Linked DNA regions of Homo sapiens: region 2 is linked to region 1. The links are chromatin contacts, found by Hi-C in ENCODE. All regions are on one chromosome and are shown on one strand. Each heading gives the region's core, a stretch centred on a gene start or an enhancer-like site at or near the end of the contact. The rest is flanking DNA. Distances are from core to core; before and after follow the strand shown. Region 1 holds the start of ZNF331 (zinc finger protein 331). Region 2 holds the start of CTU1 (cytosolic thiouridylase subunit 1).

Evidence for each region. Hi-C counts contacts between places; a loop is a spot of excess contacts on that map. Pooled maps may share reads with other maps.
Region 2: a loop to region 1 is called in a pooled map, with 10 times the contacts of the local background. The contact joins the promoter of CTU1 here to the promoter of ZNF331 in region 1. A Hi-C loop is called at or near these places in 10 of 50 pooled maps.

The regions. Positions count from the first base shown.
Region 1 is chr19:53,535,900-53,540,310 of GRCh38, reverse strand. It overlaps ZNF331 (zinc finger protein 331), which reads right to left and starts at 2,166. Exons shown (of 6, transcript NM_001079906.2): 1 at 2,015-2,166; 2 at 1,029-1,095. RefSeq lists enhancers at 2,087-2,136, 1,922-2,438.
Region 2 is chr19:51,106,242-51,110,652 of GRCh38, reverse strand. It overlaps CTU1 (cytosolic thiouridylase subunit 1), which reads left to right and starts at 2,244. Exons shown (of 3, transcript NM_145232.4): 1 at 2,244-2,306. RefSeq lists an enhancer at 1,949-2,278.

The DNA of each region.
Region 1 (4,411 bases), core at 917-3,416:
GGCCCTCATCAGAACCTGACCATGCTGGTACCCTCTTCTCAGACTTCCAGCCTCCAGAACTGTGAGCAATAAATGTTTGTGGTTTCAGCCACCGGTCTATGGTACTTTGTTACAGACTAAGGTAAGAATAAATTAAGGAGTGTGTGCAAAACACAATAGAGTATGGTACAAAAATGCGCTCAATAAATGTGGCCAGGCTCCTCTCTTTTGAAGGATTCATGAATAATCCTAAATAATATACTAAAATGTCATGTTGGATAAGGTATTTACAAAAATCTTATTCAATGGAATTTGTAGGCAACTGAAGCATTTCCTTCATTTACTATTGTTAATAACTATTAGTAGTGTTTAATATTATGTCAGGTGCATTTTTCTTTCTTACGGTTATAACTAAACTTACTTCTTTGTAGCTGCAGAGTATTCCATGAAATGAACGTGGTATAATTACTTAACCATTTCCACCATCCTGAACAATAATTGTGGTCAAGGTACACAGCCTTCGATTGTAGACCAATGGGTCTAAATGTCTTTGGGGCATGTCCATCCTTCTTAATGCCATGAAATTACAGAGTATCTCCTTAGGGTGGTGGTGGTGGGGGACAGATACACTAACACTGATAATCACATACAGTAAATATACACAGAATGTCCCTTGGAAAGTTGTAAGTGGAGTTAAAGGCAGGCCCTCAGGTTAAGGATAACAGTTCTAGGCCATTTGAGGCTGTGGTTCATTTTGTGAACCTGCAAACACCCATCCCAGTTACCTTCATATGTACGTTGCTCCTGATGTACAGACATCCAGACTTAGCACAAAACAGCAGCACTCACTGTGCACTCCCACTCAGGGGTGCGCGTCTATGGGTTTTATGCGTGTTAATGCATTTCACCCTCCTCACAAGCCTATCTTCAGAAGGCTCAAAAAGCTAAGAGGCAGAAACAGGACTCAAATCTTGGTCATCTACCTTTAATGTTTGGTCTTAAGTCTTATAAACACATATCATTTAATATAAAAAAAAAAGGATACTCACCTGACCCTTTCAGATGTTTAACGATTCGTCTTCCTCCTCGGGGATGCTTTTTCTGAAGGATGCTGGCCTGGGGAAAACAGAACCGGAAGGGTAACACCTGCCATACCTAATAAAACCAATGAGAAATACGAGGCCCCGAGATGGAGTTTCTGGGAGATTCCTGAAGAGCACGCTGTGGCGATTGAGATGATGACGCGTGGAGCTGCCCCCCTCCCTGTCTCCCACATCAGGGACCTGTCCCTCTACAGGAGGAATTCTACTCCTGAGGCCACCGTCCCCTGTCACTCAGGTGGCCTGCATGCACAGCACTTCTGGCTCTGAAAGCGTCACCTCATGGCTGTTTCTGCCTTCTTGCTGGTGAATTTCCAGGCGAGGCTCAGGCGCTCACGTCCCTCCGCGGCCCTTGTTCTCAGGCAGGTACCGCTTGGTTAGGAGGTGAAGGCAGGGGAAGCAGCAGAGACGCTGGAGCTACAAGTTGCACTGTCACACACACCTGCATCACTCAGAAGGCCCGATCATCCATCCCAGCACAGAGACGCTGAAGCTACAGGTTGTGTTGTCACACACACCTGCGTCACCCAGAAGGCCCGATCACCCATCCCAGCACAAGTCTGCACAGCTCAGCCTCACCACAGCTCACTCTGTCCTGAGACACATCTGCGCCCCTCATACCCACTAACGCCCAGCACGGCCATGCTACGGGCCCCACCACCCCACACGGTGCAGAGGTGCATCCGTGGGCCACGGAGACCCGTCCCGACCGCTGCCCCCGCACAACCCCCAGAGCGCACCTCACGGAGCAGAGTCCCAGGGACGCACCGCCGAGGTTCACAGGCACGGGCTGCGTTGACCCAAAGCCTCTGGAGCACCCCCGGTCACCAGTTATGGGGAGAGCCCGGCTGTGTCACCCCACACTCTCCAGCAAGTGCGTCACCGTCAGAAGCCCCGTGCCCGTCTCCCCTCGGAGCCACGCGCACCAATCTCACCTGCGCGGACTGGCGGAGATGCAGCGGCTGCGTCACTGGTGCAAACGCGCACCCAGCACGGCCCCCATCGCCCCCAATGACGCTCGCGTGCACCCGTGTCACAGTTACGGGGACAGGGCCGCCGCGTCAGCCTCGTACTCCCACGCAAGTGCGTCACACACTCGGTCCCGCCACCCCCTGGAGGCCAGCGCGCATGCGCACGCGCACCCAGCGGCCGCAGCGCGCAGACAGCAGCAGAGCCCGACACGCATGTGCACACAGACCCCTACACGTATGTGCACGTACCCAGACCCCGACACGTATGTGAGCGTACACAGACCCCCGATACATAGCGTGCTCAGCTGTTGACGTGCCTGTGCGGGCACACAGACCCTGACGGGCGTGTGCGCACGCACAGATGCCGACACGCATGTGCAGACACAACAGAGCCCGACACACACGTGCGCCTGCACAGATGCTGACACGCGGACACACTGACACGTGTGCGTGCACCCCTCCCATCCCTTTCCCTCCTCCCACTCTCCCAAAGCCGCAGACGCACCCGGTAGTCCCCCAACGCTGGGGCCTCGGGAGAGGGTGAGGCTAGAAGAGGACGCGGGGCCGTCGGGGGAAACCAGAGCCCCAAGCCCCGTGTTCCAGCATGCAGCACGGCGTACTCCTGGATGGTCTCTGGGAAATGTAGTCCGGGACGGTCCCAGGCAGGGGCCTCAGGGCGCGTCCCAGGTCGGTGCCGGAGCGGGCAGCCCCAAGCTAAGCCCTTCCTGGTCCCTGCAGACGCCCCTTCCCGACTGGGAAAGGAGCTGTGTCACCCCAGCTGGGACCCCGTCTGGCCTCTTGAGTGGGGTGATGCCGGGCGAGCCATGGCTGTCCTCAGAAGGGTATCCTCTCCTAGCCCCTCTGGAGCGTCACCTGGAATTCTCTGCAGGCCGCTAGCACAGGCTGCCGGAGCTGCTATTCGGTGTCCCTTGCTTGCTGCATTGTAAACAATGTACAGGTAGCAGTTATGCCCCGTGAGTCCCGCTCTCATTCCAAGTACTAACGTCACAGGGTCTACAGGATGTTGCAGGTACTTAACCACAGTCTCATTTTGACTCAAAATCCCACTTTTTGGTATTTATGCCAAGGAAGTAGCTATAGTTGTACACAATGTTGAAGTATGTTCACAAAATGCTTTTTTTCTGAAAATCTTTTTCTCTTTTAATTAGATAGACTTTAGATTCATATGTAGTTACAAGAAATAAAATTGAGAGATCTTGTGTACCTTTCACCTGGTTACCTCAGCTGGTGATTGTAGTATATAATACCACAACCAGAAGATTAACATTGATGTAATCCACTGACGTTACCCAGAATTTCCAGAGAATAATTTTTTGTTTGTTTGTTTGTTTGTTTTGAGACGGAGTTTCGCTCTTGTTGCCCAGGCTCAAGTGCAATGGTGCGATCTCGGCTCACTGCAACCTCCGCCTCCTGGGTTCAAGGGGTTCTCCTGCGTCAGCCTCCCCAGTAGCTGGGATGACAGGCATGCGCTACCACGCCCGGCTAATTTTTTTTGTATTTTTAGAAGAGACGGGGTTTCTCTATGTTGGTCAGGCTGGACTCGAACTCCCGACCTCAGGTGATCCGCCTGCCTCGGCCTCACAAAGTGCAGGAATTACAGGCGTGAGCCACCACACCCAGTCGAGAATAATTTTTAAAAATGAAAATCTTGCAGTGGAGGATAAAGGAAAATCAGATTAAACCATGGTCTGTTATACAATGACATAGAGTACATTTCCTAATAATACTGACTCATTAATTAAGAAAACTTCTGAAGAATCAACAAGGGAAAAGGGTAGGTTAAAATGGTACATATAATTTGAGCAGACATGTTTTGGTGAAATTAACACAGGCTCTGTGGTCTGATTTGAGGGTGTTAATCTGAGCTCTGATAGTTATTAACTTCACAGTGTGGTAAAGTTTCCTCACTGGTAAAACCACAAGAAAGATAGTACAATGTATGACTGTTTGAACAGGATCATCCACATGAAACACACAGTCATATATAACAATTAAGATAAGGTAGCTGTTATTACTAAAAAATCAGTAACATATCTCAATCCATTTTCATAAAAGTAACAAGTCTGCTATTTCCTTTTAACTAGGGAGACAGAGACATGATAGTTCCTTAAAAAATCTAGTTTAAAGATTCTTATCAGCTAGGTGCAGTGGCTCACACCTGTAATCCCAGCACTTTGGGAAGCCAAGGTGAGCGGATCACTTGAGGTCAGAAGTTCAAGACCAACCTGGGCAACATGGTGAAACCCTGTCTCTACTGAAAATACAAAAATTAGCCGGGCATGGTGGTGAGATTGTAATCTCAGTTTCTCAGGAGGCTGAGTCAGGAGATTCGCTTGAACC
Region 2 (4,411 bases), core at 995-3,494, 2.4 Mb after region 1:
CTGCTGTAGAGTCAGGCAGTCCAGGGAAGTGACATCACTGAGCTTCAAGATCCTCACCTAAGTAGAATTACAAGGCTGGGCATGCTGACTCACACCTGTAATCCCAGCACTTTGGGATCACTTGAGGTCAGGAGTTTGAGACCAGCCTGGCCACTATGGTGAAACACCGTCTCTACTGAAAATACTAACATTAGCCAGGTGTGGTAGCGCACCTGTAATTCCAGCTACCCAGCAGGCTGAAGCAGGAGAATCACTTGAATCCAGAAGGTGGAGGTTGCAGTGAGCCGAGATCGCGCCACTGCACTCCAGCCTGGGTGACATAGTGAGACTCCATCTCAAAAAAAAAAAAAAAAAAAGAAGAAGAAGAATTACAGTTGTACCCAACTCATATGTAACATATAATCTTAATGTTATGAGAATTGAGATGAGAATAATAACCACTTGTTGAGCACATACTATGTGCCAGAAGCTGTTCTAAATTCTTTAGAGGTGTTGTTAATTCAATTTGACTTCGCATAAATCCTATGAGGCAGGCTATTATTGCCCCCCTTTCACAGATGAACAAACTGAGATGATGCATGGCACATAGCAGCCTTTGTTGAATTTTTTTTTTTTCTGACACCCTGGCTGGCAGTGATTGAAATTGAGCTTTCAAGGCTCTTAACACTTCCATGTCAAGCTTTATCACTCCATATTGACTAAGTCCCTGTCTCCCCCACCAGGAGGACAGGGTGGTGGTGTAAGGGGTGGGGGATGCTCAGAGGACAGTAACCAAGTCTGATTCATTTGTGTCACCTAAACCTAGCCCAGGGGCAGCCTGGCACAAGGAGACCTCAGGAAATAAATTCAACAAATGAACCAACGCACACAGATGAACAGAACTGGCCCATGATAAGGCTTAAGAGTGACCTCACGGAGCTCATTTAATATGAAAGGAAGGCATCATGGTTTCCTGTTATGGGGGAAAAAAATGGGCTACAGGGTGCATGGGGTTCCTTCTCACGTCATCACCGGCCGTAGACCTACACATCCTGGGGCTCTCTGCACATCTCCACATCTCAGTCTAAGGCTCTGGTGGTCCCTTAATCTAGAGGATTTTTTTTTTTTTTTTGAGACAGAGTCTCACTCTGTGGCCAGGCTGGAGTGCAGTGGCGCGATCTCGGCTCACTGCAACCTCTGCCTTCTGGGTTCAAGCCATTCTCCTGCCTCAGCCTCCCGAGTAGCTGGGACTACAGGCGCGCACCACTACGCCCAGCTAATTTTTGTATTTTTAGTAGAGATGAGGTTTCACCATGTTGGCCAGGATGGTCTCCATCTTTTGACCTCGTGATCCACCCGCCTCGGCCTCCCAAAGTGCTGGGATTACAGGTGTAAGCCACCGCGCCGTCTAGAGGAATTTTGAGCCTCAGTTTTTTCGAGGACCTAGGTTTGGGGACCTGGATCTCAAGGGTCTCAGATATCTGAGTCCTTAAACTCCTTGTGCCCCGGTATTTGAGTCACCGGGGTCTTCAAGACCCTTGGGCCTTGTGGGGAGGGTGGAGGCCTCCAGATCCCTGTGTCTAGGGTGCAGACGGTTGTCTCCAGGTCTACTGGTTCTCTCAGGTGCTTTGGTGCCAGGGGTCTGCGTTTTTAACCCCCTTAGTCTCAAGGGTCTGAGTCTCTGAGCCTCTGGGCTCCTGGGTTAGGTGAGAAGGGTCTTTGGATCCTTCTGTTTAGAGTCTGGGTCTCCAGCACGCGCATCACGACAGCCCCCGCGTGCGCGCGGAGTTCCACTCCAATCCTCGAAGTCTGCTCTACGCATGCGCTATCTGCGCCTTTTACACTAGCGACCAACCCCTGCAGTTCCACCTTCAATTCCCACCCGCAACCCCGCCTCAAAGGGCAGAAATCATAGGCCCTGTAATCCCCTTAAAATCCTATAATAATCCCACAAAATCAGTTAATCAGAATACAACTACTTCGCCCATCCAGCAACCTGCCGGGTGACAGCGCGCTGCCATGACAACAGTACACGCAGCTCCGCCGCTCCCTGCGGCCGCGCGCAGGCGCAGAAAGTAAACGCGGGGGGAGGGGGAGCAGTGTATTTTGGGAGCGGCAGAAAGAGCAATGCAAGTGTTTCTGGGAGTTGTAGGCCAAGCGGGACCCCGGAGCCGTAGGCGCATCCAGCGGAAGTGTCGCATGGGCTTCTGGGAGTTCTAGGCAAGAAAGCCCCAAGACCTTATGGGAGTGGTAGTCTCGGAGTCACTTCCGGGCCAGGCTTCCGCGTGGTGGGCAGTGTGGGCATCCCAGCACTGAGTTCTGCCCGGGTGAGTATTTCCTCCTGCGGTGGGTCGGCATGTGGACTCCGGCTCTTTGTTGCGGTGCCGTGGGAGGGTTGAGGGTCTCTTCGAGCGTAAGGCCTCTGTGATTTCCCAGCGCCCGTGTCCCTGAGGCCTTGTAGCCAGGATTCCCACTTTGAACGCTGCGGTCCGGCCTGTCTCTTACCGGGCCACTCCCTTCCCCAAGACAGGATAAGACCATCTGCTTGCCCCCGCCCCTATGTTACTATCTGCCTGTCCCCGCCCCCATGCCACACATTATCTGTCCTTTTGACAAGGCTGCAATCCAGAGGCATCCCTGGGGTCCGCGGCCTCTCTTCTGGGAGCACTTATTATTCCCTCATCCTACAGATACTTACTGAGCACCGACTCTGCGCAGGGCGGCGGGAGCGAGGGCACCAGACCAACCCTGTCCCTGCCTTGAAGCAGAGAGACAGACCTGTCACCAGTGACAGCTAGTCAGGATCAGGGCAGCTCTGAGGGCCCTGGTGGAGGCGCTCGACTCAGTGACGAGGGTCCATAAAGTCTTTGAGGGAAGACGCTTAACATGCATGTCAAACCTGACGTGGCCAAATGGAATTCCTGGTCTTCTCACCTCACAAAATGGCCCCACCGTCCCTCCAATGCTCAGGCCAGAACCTCAAAGTTACCCTTCATCACTTTCTCTCGTCGTTGCCCCAGTCCCCACTCCAATCAGTCTTATACAAGTCCTGTGGGCTCCACCTTCAAAATAGATCCAAAATTTCACTTCTTCCCACCTCTACTGCCAGCACTCCTGTCTAGTGTGCTGACCTCCAGCCTTCTGTCCTTGTCCCTGACAACCAACAGTCCTCCCCACACAGCAGCCAAACGAATCCCACTTTTTTTATTTGAGACAAGGTCTCACTCTATCACCCACGCTGGAGTGCACTGGTGCGATCATGGCTCACTGCAGCCTTGACCTCCTGGGCTCAAGTGATCCTCCTGCCTTGGCTTCCTGAGTAGCTGGTACTACAGGCCTGTGCCACCAGGTGCAGCTAATTTATTTATTTATTTTTTTAGAGATGGGGTCTCGCTATGTTGACCAGTCTAGGAATCCTTTTAAAACATGCCAGATCATACCACTTTACTGTTCAAAAACCTCCCAAGGCTCCCATCTCCTCCTGAATAAACCTAAAATTCCACATCATGGCCTATGAGGCTCTGCTAACTTGTGCAGCCTTGTCCCCTGCGAGCGTCTCCCTTCCTCAGGACGTGGACCCCCCAGGACTGGGTGACTGTAGATTTAGGGGGTGAGGAGAGATGAGTCCAGGGTGACGTTACGTCCTGTCCTGCAGATGGGCTGGATGAAAGGTGGTGGCTGCTCTCAGAAGAGAGGGAACAGATGGGCAAGAACAGGTTTCTGCCTTTCGAGGAAGAAATAGGTTGTCTGGGCGCTTAGGGTCTGAACATCTTTAAGGTGCCCCAGCCATGTGGAGGACCAGCCAGGAGGGACATCTGAATATCATGATTCAGAGGCGCTCATAAGAATGGAAAGAAGCTGGGCACAGTGGCTTACGCCTGTAATCCCAGCACTTTGGGAGGCCGAGGCGGGCGGATCACTTGAGGTCAGGAGTTCAAGACCAGCCTGGCCAACATGGTGAAACCGCATCTCTACTAAAAATACAAAAAAAAAAAAAAAAATTAGCCAGGCATGGTGGTACACGCCTGTAGTCCCAGTTACTCGGGTGGCTAAGGCAGGAGAAACGCTTGACCCTGGGAGGCAGAGGTTACAGTGAGCCGAGATTGTGCCACTGCATTCCACCTGGGTAACAGAGCCAGACTCCATCTCAAAAAATTAAATTAAATTAAATTAAAAATCTTTAAAAAATGGAAAGAGATGGGTGCTAGGCAGGACCTGAGGACATGAAGAGGCGTCCCCAAAAGAGAATTGAGCAGGAAATCCAGGAGCACAGAAGGAGTGAGTCAAAAGTCGGGGGAAGAAAGATTCCAAGAGTTGCTGCTCACCTGTGACAGATGTTCCCGACGGTCACTGCAGATGAGTCCTAAGGGCTGCTTCTTGGGCTCAGTGGCAGGAAGAGTACTCAGGGCAGAGGGGAGAGCCAGTGCAAACA